Regions from separate parts of the Homo sapiens genome. Here region 2 is linked to region 1. A link is a loop called in an ENCODE intact Hi-C map of the cell type or tissue named here. Cell type or tissue: tibial artery. All regions are shown on one strand.

Evidence for each region. Peaks named below come from ENCODE experiments on the same cell type or tissue, not always from the same donor. Only the 100,000 strongest peaks of a DNase experiment are listed, where the experiment ranks them.
Region 2: a loop joins it to region 1, with 2.5 times the contacts of the local background. A loop is called at or near these places in 23 of 110 quality-filtered maps.

Annotation. Positions count from the first base shown.
Region 1 is chr3:46,830,632-46,838,631 of GRCh38, forward strand. It overlaps the pseudogene PRSS42P. Among named protein-coding and RNA genes, the nearest start is that of MYL3, 29 kb to the right of the region's middle. In tibial artery, no CTCF peak of the experiment used is centred here; no DNase peak of the experiment used is centred here.
Region 2 is chr3:46,709,821-46,717,820 of GRCh38, forward strand. It overlaps TMIE (transmembrane inner ear), which reads left to right. Exons shown (of 4, transcript NM_147196.3): 4 at 1-1,066. It overlaps PRSS50 (serine protease 50), which reads right to left. Exons shown (of 6, transcript NM_013270.5): 1 at 7,899-8,000; 2 at 7,617-7,817; 3 at 5,715-5,877; 4 at 4,398-4,681; 5 at 3,081-3,247; 6 at 2,297-2,662. The coding sequence ends at 2,426. Among named protein-coding and RNA genes, the nearest start is that of PRSS50, 4.0 kb to the right of the region's middle. RefSeq lists an enhancer at 4,107-4,356. In tibial artery, no CTCF peak of the experiment used is centred here; a DNase peak (open chromatin) is centred at 4,741; H3K27me3 peaks cover 977 bases.

The sequences.
Region 1 (8,000 bases):
TCTGTGAATATGACAACTGAATATGTGAGCATGGGAACTAAAAAGTTAATGGGAAAACTTTAATATGCTCTGAGAAAATGATGGCTTCTCATTTTCCAAACTATAGTGGCTGTTAAACGTCTTGAACCTCTGCATGGCAGCCCACTAAATCCTCATATTTAGCCTGAAGTTTCTCTACAACTCCTAACCTACATAGCCAGCTCCCTCCATATTTTCAGTTCCACTCTCAGACAGCCCCACACCCTCCAACTCAAGCAGAATTCTGCGTGTCCTTTCCCAAACCTCCTCTGCTGACCAATCATCTCAGTCAGAAAAACAGGGTCCTCCTGAACCTCTCCCTCACCCCCACCCCTACATGCAGTCAGTCAACAAGAATGAATGGGTCAAACTCAAAAACACCTTCACCGGCCTCCCTGCCCCAGGCACTGCTCAGGACTCCATTTATCACAGCCTAGGTGATGAAAACAAGCATTTAGACTTCTATCTATGCACCACACAGCTCAGGGAGTCATTTATCTAAAAGGCAAATCTAATTATGCTCACCAAGCCTCCCTCCCAAGTCCTGCCAGAGCAAAATCTAGAAACTTGGCACCGCACTCCAAGCCATACACATTCTGACTCCAACCCACTTCTCAGCCACATTTGCTGCCTCATTTCTCCAAATGTGTAAAGTGTCCCTTAACATGAGAAGTTCCCTCAGACCTCTGAGCCACTGTACATGCTATTCCCTCTTCTTACAATGCTGTTTTCCTCTTTCCAAGAAATCCAAATACTCATTCTCTAAGACCCAGCTCTAATGCCTCCTCCTCAGGAAGGCAGCTTGGTGCCGAGGGAAGAGCATGGGTCTGGGAGTTGGTACTCACAGGAGGATCCTGAAGTAATGTCCTTGGATATCACCTTTCACATTCATCCAAGGGGTGTGATGTTTATGTTGCGGGGTTGTGGTGTGGTTTAACTGAGATAATGAGGGTTAATGTCCACACTGGCATGGTGAGCGTCACATAGGAGAACCTCAATTAGTACAGCATATGTTATTAGCATTACCCACCCCAACTTTCCCACATGCCAGCAGTGCCCCCAGGCAGTGCAATCTCCCTTTTGAAAGAACAGACCAGGCCAAGTTAGGGCAGCCATGGCAGGTTTCCCTCTATGAATCTCTTTAACTCAACTAGGTGTGAATAGAGGAAGCAGCAAATAACCCAGACTCTGCCATCTGAGAATGGGGAAAGGATCCATGAATTTACTTGACAAGAATCCTTTCCTTGTTCTTTATAGCCACAGACCATCCCTTTTATTATTACATCCTTAGTAGATGACAAGGCCTTCTGTATTATCTTATTACATTCCTCATAGCACATGATGTATTGGTCCACATCCTGAAGAATTTCTGATGCAAGTTTCTCTCCTATCAAAGAAGATCATCAGATCTGCACAAGTGGACAATAGGCCCCTAAGCACCCAGCATCCCTCTGGAAAAAGGCCAAGGCAGTGAGTATTATTCTCATTTGACACAGAAGGCCCAAAGTTGACATGGAGAGAGGAGGACGTAAGAAACAAAACCAAGACAGGAACAGGAAGAATATTTCAGGAGAGGGAGAGGCAAGGCCTTGCCAACCTGAGAAATGACAACCAAGTATCGTCACTGTAAGTATCAGTAGTAATAGTGAGAGTGTGTCCTGTGCATCAGTAAAGCATCTTTACTGTCTAGAGCAGGATCACAGACTCTCAGGCAGAAAATGCCCCAGAAGTACCAAATCCAGCTTCTCCCCAGGGATAGGAGGGCATACACCCGACCCATAGGAGTCTTCTGGTTCTCTCTACATCCCCAGGAACAGAAAATACCCTATCCACCAAAGCAGGTGCTTCGAATGAGGAGCAGCTCTGACTGGCAGACAGCTCATCACCCTCTGAGCTGTTCCTGGGGAGAACTTTATAGCATCTTGCTCTGTCCAGGGAACCTAAAAATCCCCCAAACCAGTCAAGCACAGTGCCCCCACGAATCCACAGAAGGAGATGTTGCCCATGTGTTTCTTCTTCTCCTGGCTGAGCAACTCCAGTTCCAGGACAGAAGTCTTCCTAAATGGCTGCCATCAAATATTTGTGTTGCAACAAAAGAACTCAACCCAGTTTCTGATGTCACCCAAGCCAACCAGGAACCATGACCCTGACTGCTGCTAAACTGCGTGCCCCTCACCACCTGCCACTCACCAGGCAGTTTGCCTCCCTGCCCCTTTCTGTGGCCTTCATGTCTACTCCAGGAGTAAGGGTGCCTCCTCTCTGCCCCAAGTTTGCTTCCTGCCTTGAAGTCTCACCACGTTCTGGTGTTTTGCCCCATCCGGTCACCCAGCACCTGGTCCTACCTTCCACCTGGAAATTCTCCTGAGGGATGCAGATAGGCTGGATGTTTGAGGTAAAATTCACAGGATGTTGGAGCTGGAGAAGGGCAAGGTCATTTCGAATGGTTGTAACTGTTGAGAACTTAGGGTGGACAAAAGCTCTTTGGACTGAGACCACCACACTTGTGTTTTCATTATAGACACTCCGATCTCCCATCTTGACACTGTAATGGAAACGGCTGTGGAAGAGATGCCTCTAAGAGAAGGCCTGGGAAACATCCTTTGTGCCTTTTCCATACATTTCCAATGTTTCTGAAACTGGCCTCAACCTCCCGGGCCACTGTCCCTACCACCCCATCGCCATCACCAAAAACCCTTCCTTGATCACTCTCAAACTTGGTTTGTCTGCCCGACTTAGACATGCCTACAGCAAGACGACCGATGCACTCCGGCTTCACTGTGAGTTTTGTTTCTTTGTCGCCAAATTGCCGGGGCAATGGAACTGTGTGTGCTTGAGGGGGCCGGCCCCCAGCCCCGCGTGCCGCTCCTCACCTGGAAATGCAGTGGCCTGCCGTCAGCACCCACGTGGCGGTGACCAGGGTGCCGCCGCAGATGTGCCTGCCTTTGGTCCTCACGCTCACCTGCCAGGGCCACCTCCCTTCCTCCGCGTCCACTCCTCCCACGATTCTCAGAGGGGTTCGGCCACACACTGGGGTGAGGATAGTGTAGGATGAAGAACTCACTCAAAGACACAGGAGTTGACTCCCCCGGGCGCCCCGACGACAGCCAAGAAGGAGGCCATGTCCCCCGGGGCTCCCGAGCCACGCTTCAGATTCCCCGGGCCGCGGACCGCAGGCTCCCAGGTAGCACCTGCCCCAGCCTGGCGCCCCAACCTCCGCCTCCGGGCCTCCCACGCAGTGAGTCACCTGGAAAGGACGTAAACAGATTGAGTGGGGGGCCCGCTTCAGGTCCTGGAGCCGGGCTCGCTTCGGGGTTCTCGCCGCCCTCCTCTGAGAGGAGAGGGGACGGGAGGCGTGGCGCCGCCATGCCCGCCCAGTTCTGCCCGGGCCAGGGCTGAAGGAGCAGAAGCCACGCCAGGAGGCCCCGGGAGCCGCCGCCAGAGGACATGTCATGGATACCGGCTGCCCCTCTCCAGACAGCTCGCGCCCCTGCCAGGGGTTGGCTGGAACCAGGGCGCCTGCGAGGGACGAGGGGGCAGGGCCGGTGCCTAGGGGGTGGAAATGGCCGAGCCGACTTGTTGGACCCCGGTCCTGCTAGATTCCTTGTCTGAATGGGAAATGTCGCCCTCGCGGTTTCACTCAGATCCTCACTCCAGACTATGTCCAGCCAGAACCCTGCCCAGGGCCAAGGGATTAGGGTACTTCTGAGGAAACTGCCCCTGATGGAGAACTCCCGCTTTAGGGTCGGCACTTAGGAGGCTGGTGCGATGCTGCCCCTGACCTTGTAGGCATGGTACCTGGCCTGGAGCTGGTCAGGATGGGCCTTCTGGGAATTCATGGAGGAGCCCTCATTCTCCATAGCGTCCTCAAATCAGGGCTTCATTCACCAGACCTAGATATCGGGGTAGGAGGGCTTTACAGATTAAGCAGGCTAGACAGAGGAGTGGGCTGCTCTTCTGTTTCAGTCGCAGGGACATCTTTTAAACAGCCCGCAGGTCAATCCACTCTTATTAGCTCTGTGTCCCTAATGTCTAATCTGTCTGTTCTGGTAGCTCATCCTTTTGTCTGCTGCCCAAGAGCTACTACCAAGCCTCTGCCTCTCCTGGCTTCATCTTTGTTGAAGTTGGAGGAAAAACAACAACAATAACAACTTTTGAATTGCTGTATGTTCCACTTTTTCCTGTCCAAAAGTGGACAGCCATGACAGTGTTTTCCACGGATGCCAGTGCTCTCCTCACCAATTTATTGTTCTAAGTCTTGGTGAAGGGGGCATTCTCTATGGCCCTCTTGGAGCTCAGAGGAGTGGGCGAGCAGGTCACACATCATGAATCCATCCCAATATTTGCCTCTCTCTAACTCTGTCTCTACATTGAACAAGTGTAAGGACCAGCCCTACCAGGCCTGTGGGTTTTTCTCCTCGTGTGCGGAGACAAGAGATCGTAGAAATAAAGACACAAGACAAAGAGAGAGACAGACAGCTGGGCCCAGGGTACCACTACCACCAAGACGCGGAGACCGGTAGTGGCCCTGAATGCCTGGACACGCTGCTATTTATTGTATTCTAGGCAAGGGGGCAGGGTAAGGAGTATGAGTCATCTCAAATGATTGATAAGGTCACGCAAGTCACGTGTCCACCCGACAGGTAGCCGAGGGAGAGAGGAAAGGCAGCATACATCAGCATTTCTTCTATGCACTTATCAGAAAGATCAAAGACTTTAATACTTTCACTAATTTTGCTACTGCTATCTTCTAAGAACTTAAAAGGAGGAGCCAGGCGTACAGGCAGAATATGAAAGTGGACAAGGAGCATGACCACTGAAGCACAGCACCACAGGGAGATGTTTAAGCCTCCGGATGACTGCAGGCAGGCCTGGCCTCCCACAAGAGCTGGTGGAGCAGAGTGTTCTCTAACTCTTCCAGAGAAAGGGAGACTCCCTTTCCCAGTCTGCTAAGTAACAGGTGCCTTCCCAGGCACTGGCACTACTGCTAGACCAAGGTCTGCTAAGCAACGGGTGCCTTCCCAGGCACTGGCGCTACCACTAGACCAAGGATCTCTCAAGAAGCCCTTATCTGGGCATGACAGAGGGCTCACGCTCTTGTCTTCTAGTCATCTCTCACAGTGTCCCTTCAGCTCCTAATTCTGTATGGCCTGGTTTTTTCTAGGTTATAATTATAAAACAGAGATTATTATAATAATAGAACAAAGTAATACTACAAACTAATGATTAATAATAATCATACCTATATCTTATTTCTAGTATAACTTTTCTTAATTTAATTATTTTCTTTATTATACTGGAACAGCTTGTGCCTTCAGTCTCTTGCCTGGGCACCTGGGTGGCTTGCCGCCCACAAACAAGGAATTTCTGACATATCACACTTGGTAGTCAAGTGTGGGCCACCACTGAGTTCAGGTTTAAAACAACCAAGTGGCAGCCAGGTGCGGTGGCTCACACCTGTAATCCCAGCACTTTGAGAGGCCAAGGCAGGAGGATTGCTTGAGCCCATGAGTCACGAGTTCATATCCAGCCTGGGCAACATGGAGAAATCCTGTACCTACAAAATATAAAAAGATTAGTTGGACATGGTAGGCTGTGCCTGTAGTCCTAGTTACTCAGGAGGCTGAGGTGGGAGGATCCCTTAAGCCCGAGGGTTCCAGGCTGCAGTGAGCCATGATCGCACCACTGCACTGCAGCCTGGATGACAGAGCAGGACTCTGCCTCAAAAATAAAAATAAACAAGTAAACATGTAAAGCAAGGGTGTCCAATCTTTTGGCTTTCCTGGGCCACACTGGAAGAAGAATTGTCTTGGACCACACACAAAATATGTTAACACTTATGATAGCTGATGAGCTTTAAAAAAAATCACAAAAAATTAATGTCTTAATAAAGTTTATAAGTTTTTGTTGGGCCACATTTAAAGCCGTCCTGGGCTGTATGTGGCCCATGGGCCGCAGGTTGGACTAGCTTGATGTAGAGTCACTTTCACCTGCCTGTTTGGTATCTACAAATGGACACCAGCAAACTGAATTCAGAATTTCTGGTAAATGTACTCTTGGTAAATTTAGGCCCAAGCCTCTCTAATCAAGAGTCTGTAGAATCCAGTCCTGTACATATCTCCCATGTTCTTTCCCATGAAAGTTAGCAAAATCTTGCAGTTCTTTTTGTAAGGAAGCCTTCTCCCCCTGGGTTATACTTTGTATCTGTCCTTCTAGAGTTTGCTGGGATCTGACTGTACTTATTAGGTGTAGAGGCAGTAAAGATTTGCTGGGGTGGTACGGGTCTAGAGGCAGTAGACCTTTAGACCTACTAGAGGTAGGTATGGAACTGGCATGCCCTTACCATGTAACTTCCTCAGTTGAAGTCAATACAGTAGCTCTAGGGTAGAGAAGACCACCCTTGTCAAAACAGAAGATGCACTGCTTCTGTTAGCAAGGGAGGTTCAGTGTGGCTGGGGGTCAGATGTCCTAAATCTATCCAAATATGCCTCATTGAAATTTTCATGGTCTCACTCTTTCCCAATCAATGCCCTGACTTTTATGTAAGAATTATAATGAAGCTGTTAATTCCATTTATGTTGAAATTCAGCAGCCCAAAAGATGAGATACTACATTTTATTTTCAACTACATCAATCCTGCAGTGACAAGGAATATGAAATTATTTCAGGAAATCATAGAAGCTTTTAATCCAAGAAACTAAAATTCAATATTGCCATTTGCCTTCTTTAAAATTTTCGTGTAGTAATAAGTAACCAGTCCTCCCCACAGTCCTTATATCTTTCATTTCCACAATAACATCTATTGTGGCAGCCTGTTATCTTTTAATGAACTGTGAAAGGCAGAGTGTGGCCTAGAGTAAGACTTTAGAATTTGTGGGAGCTGCAAACGTGAAGCAAATTTGCATCTACTCACAGGCCCTTCTCCACAAATTTCCACCAGGTCTTCAAGAGAAAGATTAGAGGAAGGGCAAGAGACCAAAGAAAGCCTTGCCCGCAGTGCAGTCTTTGGGGAGGTGAGCAAAAGCCACTGTGGGAAAGTCATGACATCTGGCCTGGATCCTCTACTCTGATTCCCAGCAACCCCACCACCACCACTAACACTACCACTACCACACACACACACACACACACACAAAATACACCAGCCCTATGCCACCGGGGTGGAGAGGGGGCATAAAAATGTCACTTCCAGGGCACAGGTAAAAGCCTGTTATAGCTGGGTGAAGATAACATTAAATACCCTCTATTTCTCGGGGAAGAGTAGCAAACTGTCCTGCTCCAAACTTTTAAAGACTATCTATTCTGGGAGAGGGGCAAGGTCACTTAGAAGGCCCCATGACTAACAGCCAAGAACATAGCACTTGCCTAAGAGTGAGGCTGAGCCAGAACAATAAAGAAAGCCCCCCAGTACCAGGATAGCAAGTGTCCAGGAACAAGTAACAGCAGTCTACTGCTGGAAGAGTGAGGGTAAAAGCACAGAAAGATATCCTCTCTTAGACGTAGGCACAAAGAAAAGACCAATAACTGTGATTTGAACAGACACTGAGAAAAACTCTCCAACAAACCAGCCACTAAGCAAAAAAATAATACTGGAAGAATTTGAATTATGTACTTTTTGAGAGTAACCATACTAACAACAAAACCTGACAGAGTTGTCTCAATGCCTCCTCCTTAAAGAAAAGGCATGTCCATTTTTGCACATAAATAGTGTTTACCCAAGTCTCCACTAGCCTTCACAAGAAGGCTTTAGCTTTCAACCAAAAATTATGAGACACATAATGAAACAAAAAATAACACACTATCAAGAGACAAACCAATCAACAAAACCAGACTCAGCTGTGACATGGATTTTGGAACTATTACACGGGGAGTTGAAAACACTATGATGGATATATCTGTAGACTCTAGTTCATAGGTCAACAAACGTTTTCTGCAAAGGGCCAGATAGGAAACATTTTAGGATTTGCAGACCATGAGGCAAAACT
Region 2 (8,000 bases), 120 kb before region 1:
ACATCCTCATGGCCCATCAGGGGCAGGAACCAGACAATCTCGTAGGTGTCCTGCCCCCCAGCCTAGGCTTGGCTCCTTTCACCCCATCCACATGGGTACTGTCTCGGCAGAGGTGGTCTGGTGCCACCGTCCCTCTGCAGATACACTGCTCTCCCCACCCAGACCTGCCTGTCTCCCACCCTTTCTGCCAGGGATGGCAGTGGCTGTGAAGGAGTAATGGGATATGGGGTTACTTCAGCCACCCTTTCTGGCACGAAATGGCTGAAGTGCATGGGTCAGGGTGTGAGGCCACACCCAGAGTAGCCATGAGGAGGCAGAGAGGGTCACTGGGGGACACTGTGGCAGCAGGAGGGACTCTGTCTGGCCAGGGAGGAGCCCCAGTGGTGAGAAGACTTCCCCAAGCCTGGCAGGGGATCCAGCTCAAGGGAGTAAGTAGAGGTGGCTTCAGAAATGGAACCCCCAGCCCAGCAGACATCAAGCTCAAGGCAATGGGCTACCCTCATTTCACACGTTGTGATGAAGCTGAGGCTGCTGCCAGGCCCGGCATGAGGCCCCGAGGCTCGAGCTCGGGGCTGGGGGCTGCAGGGCTGGGTCAGGGGTACACAGAGCTAAGGCCAATGGGCTAGAGGGTGCCGGAAAGAGAGCTGGAGTCTGGGCTCCTCTTGGGAATCAGAGTATATTTAAGAAGCCAAGGGGGACCTCGGGCTGTTCTGGTGGCCCCTTCTATGCCCAGCTGTGCTGGGAGGTCCCAGGGCCCTAGAAGATCACAGCAGGGCCTTCTGCCTGCTGACCATAACAGTGCCAGCTTCTTTGCAGCTTCCTCTTCTACCATTTCCCACTACGGGCACCTAAAAGAAGCATCTCTGACCAGAAGACAAAGGCCCAAATAGCACCTGGGGGAGGGAAGATGCACAGAGGCACTTCCAGATGGCATCGAACAGACTAAGGCTCTGAAACCTAGGCCTGAACACTAAGGTCTCGAGACACCAGAGGTTTCTGAGCCAGGAGAGCCTGCTGGAAAAGCAGCCTGCAGAGATTTGTGAATAAAGCTGATTGCCTTCTCAGAGCCAGGCCTAGAAAATGGCCTCCTGAGATGACCCCTCAGGATGCGCTATTCCTGGGGCATTTATGTGGAGGGTGATGCAGCAGTCAGTGACAGATGGCTCAGGCCAGGCCAAAGTCCCCTCCCTGACTCTTCTGCCAGCCTGAATTAGGATGAGATAGAGGGAGAAATGGGAGCCAAGAGGCTGAGGGGCAGCTGCAGTCACCTGGGCCCATCCCGGAGGCAGGCACAGGACTCGGGAGGGACGCTGCCAGCTCTCTGGGTGCTGAGTTCACAAGGCTGCATTCATGATTTTCAATAGACCTGTGATGGTCTGTGCCCAGTGCTGGGGACACAGAAGAGTCAAACCTGGCTCCTGACCTGGACCTGGATCATCACTGTACAGGGAGGAGAGTGATCCAGGCTGATGAGGAAAGCGCATGACATGGGGTCTTAGGAGCAGTGAGGGGCAGAGCCATGGCCAAAGGCCCCGCCATGGAAGCTGAGGACTCTGACACCAGATGGAGGCAGTTGACCGACCTCTGCCCTTGGGGTCCAACCCATGGGCTTCTCATACATAGGGGTGAAAAAGGCCATTCTATTTATGCAGAATTTTCCCATGTGGCCAGGCAGCAGAAGTCCAGAGGGGTAGGGGCCACTCAGGGTCACACAGAGCAGCAGTTGCTGAAGACTGGGGAAGTCCAGGCCTAGGCTCCACCTGCCCTTCCCCTGACATGGGGCCACCACTAGCCTTTTATGGGCAGGCCTGGCTGCTGGTGGTTGGAATAACATCTGACTCCAGTGGGTGTCTGTCACTGTCTCCAGACAGGAGACAGAGACAGAGGGTCAAAGTTCACTATGGCTCTTTGGGGCAATGAAATGCTGTGTTCTAGCCTCTTGCCAGAAATCAGCCAAAGTCAAGGAAAGCCCGACTCCCACAGTTATCACAGAAAGAGCACCCACTTTCCAGCCCAGACAGCTGCACCCCAGCTGGGTCCTGGCAGCCCCAGCTTCAGCCTGGGCGGTATGTTCCAGGCCCCTCGATCATCTGACCCTAATATCACCCCTTCACACCCCCTCCACCTTCTGCGGGAGCCACCCCGAACCTTTGAATGGGGGAGATCCTGGAGGCTCTGCAATTTTCAGTGTAAACTGCCTGGAGTTCCCCACTTCACCCTCATCTGGTTCACCTGTGGACTCCCAACAGAGCAGGCCCAGGAAACGTGGGGCCTCTGAGGCCGGGGAAGAAGGAGGCATGGAAAACAGTAATGTTTAATTGAGCACCTCATCTCCACCCTGACTCTCAGGGCTGTGACAGCTGCACCCACAGCAACCTGGGCACGGAGGCAAGGGGGGCCCACAAGTGAGGGAGGGCACACAGAGTCAGAGGGCAGCAAGGAGGCTGAGGGGCAGTGGGAGTGCCAGGAGCAGGGTCCTGGATGGGGCTGGCAGGGCCAGGGCCTGCCCGTTGAGGCAGTCCCAGATCCAGTGTTGGTAGGAGGAGACCTGTAGGTAGATGGGTGGGGCCTCGCTCTTCTGGCAGCCTGCACCCCAGCTCACCAATCCCACCAGGTACCACGTGCCCTCCATGGAGCAGACCAAGGGCTCTCCAGTTAGCTCCTGTGGGAAGGGTTGGGGGAGTAAGGGTCAGGGAGGCCAGGCAAGGCCAGAGACGACCCAGCTCCAGGACAGGCGGGATGTCCTCACACCACACCTCCACAGTCCCCCAGTGCCAACATAGGTGAGAAGTGCTCCAGACCCAGGAGCTCTTCCTCAAAGGGTTTCATCCCCCACCTCTTAACACCCACCCTCCATCTCCCCACGGACCCCCCACTCCTCTCACCTCCAACAGCCATCCCCATTCCCAGCCCCCATCTGTTTCCTCCCAGTCTCCCCCGACATCCTCCATCCCCATATCCCAGAGTCCTGCCCACCCCCTTCCCTTCCCCTACCCAACCTCCACCGTTCCGCTCTCCCTCCCCAGATGCCTCTCCCCCAGGTGCCCCTGAAGGGGAGTGAGCGAGGAGAGGCCGCTCACATAGCAGAACTTCTCCCTGTGGGTGTCCTCCGCACACATCATCTGGGACTTGATGATCTGAACCAGAGTGGGGATTTTGGTGAAGTTGTGGTAGAAATTGTCACACTCTTTGTTGTTCAGGATGATGACTTCCTTCTCCTGAATGGTCCGGAACTGAGGCCACATGCCTGTGGGACAGGGCCCCATTTAGGCGCAGCCACTCACCGCTGCCCACTACCGCCAGCCTCACTCGTCCTCTCTCCACTGTTCCCCACGTCCCACCTTTTCTGCTTTAGCCACACACCTCTGCCCTCGTTCTAGCCCATACCCATCTAGGGCCCTCAACACAGAGCCCCCGGAGCAGAGTACCCCCAACCCAGCCTTGCCGGGCCTGCTCTCGCTTCCTGCAGTGCCCAGGCCACTGGGGCCCTTGACACCACCTCCACCACACTCGGCCTCTTGGCTTTTGCCACTCCTTCCCTCCTGAGGGCCTGCCAAGCCTTCCTTCTCTTCAAGCATCCCTTCTCCCACAGGCCTCTTCCCTGCTGAGCCTTCCCAGACCCCTCCATGGAGGCCAGGCACTGCTTCTTCCTTCTGCCTCCCTGAGTAGTGTGTCCCTGTCCCTGGCCTAAGCTCCTGGGAGACAGGAGACAGGCCACAGCAGGGATGACAAAGTCACTCCCAGGTCCTCCCACATGGGCTGAAGCCCCCTTGAGCTGTTTTGAGAGTAAGTTGGTTCCTTGAGGCCACAGGGAAGGGCATCTCTCTTATGGGCTGGGGACCCCCTGAAGGAAGTAGACAGTTCTAGGGTCCCCTGGATGTTCCTGAGAGAACACACCTGCTCTCTGGGCCTTGCTCCTGAATTGGGACGACCAGGAGTTGAGGCCCACTGAGGGGAGGGGAAACCATGAGCTCCAGCTGCAGACGGCCCCTAGCCAGCCATGTGGGCCTTCTGGGCAGCATTTTACAACACAGAAGACTGCTCCCCCGACCTCAGGTGCTCTGCTGCAAGCTGCCGATGCCTGGGCAGTGGGTGTGGACTGTGAGGTATTACTCTGTGCCTCTCTGCCTTCAAGGAAGTTCTGTTTACATGCCCTGGCCTGACTCAGGATTCAAAGGCAATCAGGGTCCCCTGAGGCTGGAGCAGCAGTGAGGTGTTCCCCACGAGATCCTCAAGGGGAAGGAGACCTCAGAGATGAGAGCCTGGCAGGAAGGTCCCGGGAGCGGCAGGCTCCCTGGGGAAGGTGCCTCAGAAACATCCATCTGTGGTGGCACCCTGGCCTGCACCCACGTCCTTTCTCACAGCACCCGCCCTGGTCTGCAGAGGCTTTGACTCACCGTCAGCCTTGGAAAGTCCCCAGCCCGTCACAGTGCAGCGGGAATGGTCCTTCAACACATAGTCCGTGCCAGGCAGGCAGATGGGCCGCACGTAATTGCTGTACTTGAGTTCCTGCTTGAGCTTGAGGAGGCCGATGTCGTTGGCCTGGCCCACCCAGGACCAGAACCGCTGGGCCCGGTACCTGCTATGCATGATGACCTGGAGCACCGGGACATCGGAGGCGGTCTGCGTCATCTGGTCAATCCACGGACTCCCCACCCTCACTGAGTAGATAACATCACGCCTAGGGGGGCCGTGAGGGGAGGCCATGATCAGCTCCAGGCCCCCTGCCCCAGCCTCCAGCCTGGGCCTTCCCCCACTCTGCTGCCCTCCCAGAAGATCCAGGAGGGGCCACCCACCCGCTTCAAGCCCCCTGAGCCTACTCCTCACCACAGACATGAACAGGGCCCTGCACACTCACTGTGTGGTCCAGTCCTCAAGACCCTTCATTTTATGGAGGGGGAAACTGAGGCTCAGAGAAGCCCAATGAACCACTCAGGGCTGCATAGCTAGGAGGCAGTGGAAGGGATGCGGACCCAGTTTTCTCTGGTTCCAAACTCTACTCTCAGTCCATAGCATGGACTCTTTCACCCCATGCTGTGCCCTGGAGGAGGCAATTCTACTCCTTCCAGCTCCATGGAATGTGCCATGGCCTGGCTATCTAGCTGCGCACCCCGGGGTACCCCTTGGAGTCTGTATGTTGGCCCTTAGGCCTGGAACACATTTCACTTGTCAGCTCTCACAGCCAGCACTCCTGGCCCCAAAACATCAGAACACTCCCTCTTTTGTCCCCACACCAACCAGGCACCCTTGTGAGCATCTATCTTCCTTTCTGTCTCCCCCAACAAGCTGGAAGGAATGATCCATCCCTCCTCTGCCCCCAGTGTCCAGGCCAGGGCCTTGCTCAAAGAAGTGTCAGAGACGGTTGATTGAAGGGAGGAACAAGGATGTGGGTGCAAAGGGGGTGAAATGAAAGAACTAGGAGCTTCTTCCCGTGGAGAGGAGGCATGAGGCCAGACAAATGGCTTCTGAGCTTCCATTTCCCATCTGCGGAATGACTGCACGGGACTGAGAGGCCAGACGAGGGGAGCGAACGGTGGGACACTGAAAAGACTGGAGCTCTGAAGGAATTTTCAGGACTCAGCCTCCACCTGCTTGGAGCCCAGATGAGGCTGGGGCTGGGACTGTGGGCCCAGAACAGCTGGCAGGGAGGGGATGACTGGGCCCACAGCAGCTCCAAATACCTCTCCACCCACCCCACCTCAGCCTTGACTCACCAGATCAGGCAGTGGGCCACAGTCAGCACCCACTGGGAGGCAATGATGGTGCCGGCACAGATGTGTGTGCCATTGGCCCGCACGCTGACCATCCAGGGCCACCGCCGAGCCACGGCTTCTGGGTCCCTGAGGGTGGGGTCCTGCTCGTAGGAAAAGCCACAGGCTGAGGAGGAAGGTGAGAGCTTGATGAGGGATGGATCTTTCCCTGTCCCTCCCCTCCCCCAGCCTGACCTCGTGCCTCTCCAGCCACTGGCCTGCACCCATCCAGGGGTGCTCCCTTTTCACCTGTCACCATGGAATGATGCTGTCCACATGTGGACTGGAGTCTCATGCCTCAGAAGGGTCCAAGCACTGCCCAGATATCTCTCTCCCTGTTCCCACAGCCCGGGCCCTAGAGCATCCCCAGCCGACCAGCCCAGTGTACCACTGGCCCCTCTGCCGTCACCAACACACTCTCAGCTCCAATCAGATCCTTCACTAACTTGTTCTCATTTCCACCTGGTTCCACCCTCACCATGTCCCCTACTTCAGCCAAGGCAGAGCTCTCTCCCTCCTCTGGGAACCCCTTTCTGTGGCTCAGTGAGAGGAAAGTGGATGCCCCAACAGAAAAATGGGCATAGTCCAAGGAGAAAATCCCAGTAGCCAATGACCACAGAAGCTGCTCCGCCCTTAGTCTGCAGGGAAATGCAGACTGCTTCTTCTTCTTTCCTCTTCTTCTCTCTTCCCTTTTCCTCCTCCTCTGATGAGGTCTTGCTCTGTCACCCAGGCTGGAGTGCAGTGGTATGATCATTGTTCACTGTAACCTCAAACTCCTAGGCTCAAATGATCTTCCCACCTCAGCCTCCTGAATAGCTGGGACTACAGGCACACACAACCACACCCAGCTAATTTTTTTATTTTTTAATTTTTTGGAGAGATAGAGTCCCACTATGTTGCCCAGGCAGGTCTCAAACTCCTGACCTCAAGTGATCTTACTGCCTCAGCCTCCAAAAGCGCTGGGATTATAAGCATGACCCACTACCTCCAGCCTGAAAATGCAGATTTCAATCATGATGAGATTCTGCTCTGTACCATCCGCCTGGCAAAAACGCAACATCTGTGACACCGAGTGTCAGTGAGGATTATCACCCAGAATGCCTACCCACGGCTGGTGGGAGTGCTCACTGCTGCAGCCGCTTTGGAAAACAATTTCTCTAGATTGAAGATGCACATATCCAACATCTCAGGAGTCCCATTCCTAGTGTTTTCCAAATGGATTCGTGGATTGTAAATGTAAGTGGGCCGTGACCAGCCTTTTTAAAGGATAACATAGGCAAGAAAACATCGGCATGCACAGCACAGGGTACTGGAAGTCCTGTTTGGGTGACTTTCTGTGGCAGTTAAATGCTATGTGCTGAGTCCCAGTCTTATGTGGGTCTGTTAAACATGCCTGAAAGCCACTGGGCAAGAGAACGTCTTACGTGTGCACCCTGGAGACACCACAGGAAGGCTCACACAGCCTGGCCCTGAAAGCTGTGCTGGAGATCCCAGAGGTCCCTGGCTGGGAGCCTGGGTCAGAGGCATGATGGGTGTCAGGGCCTGGAGCAGGGTGAGAGGCCACCTGCCCCACAGCCAGCTCAGGCGAGGCGGGAACACACAGCCGGCCCCAGGCCCCTCTGACTTTCCTGCCCCCTACCTCAGCAGGAGGGGAGGCCTGTGAGGACAAGACACCCAGAGCTCTGGGCCTCCAGACAGGACCAGGCCTGACCCACAGGTGTTTAGTGCTCAATGAACACCTGTAGAAGGAGGCGCTCCTCTATCCTGCTCGCCCCCGTCCCTTCTGCTCCCCTAGCCCCAGCCAAGGTCCTTAAGACTCCTCTGTCACCCTCCTTGCCCCACGGAGTCTACACCCCTGGTACTCACAGCGGTATGGGTCGACTTTGCCTTCAGAAACTGGGAATTGGGTCTCCATGGTGGTCGAGGGCAGTGTCTGGGTGGTCGGGGTCTGCCAGAGAAGGCGAGGCCGGCTGGAAGGACAGGTGGCCTTGGGGACACACTGGACGCTCTGGTCGGCGGGATCAGCAGTGGACAGCGCCCCCGGGGCTTCCCCTGCGCCCCAGCAACCTGCGGAGGACGTCGAGCGGATTAGAGGTGGAAGGCGAGGGCCGCGTCAGGCGGGTGGGGTAGGGATCGGGAGGGACTCACCTGCAGACCTCAGCAACAGAAGCAGCAGCAGCAGGGCACCGGCGCGGGAGGGGGCAGACGTCCGGGGGCGCTGCCCGCGCGCGACGGTCTGGCACCAGCGAC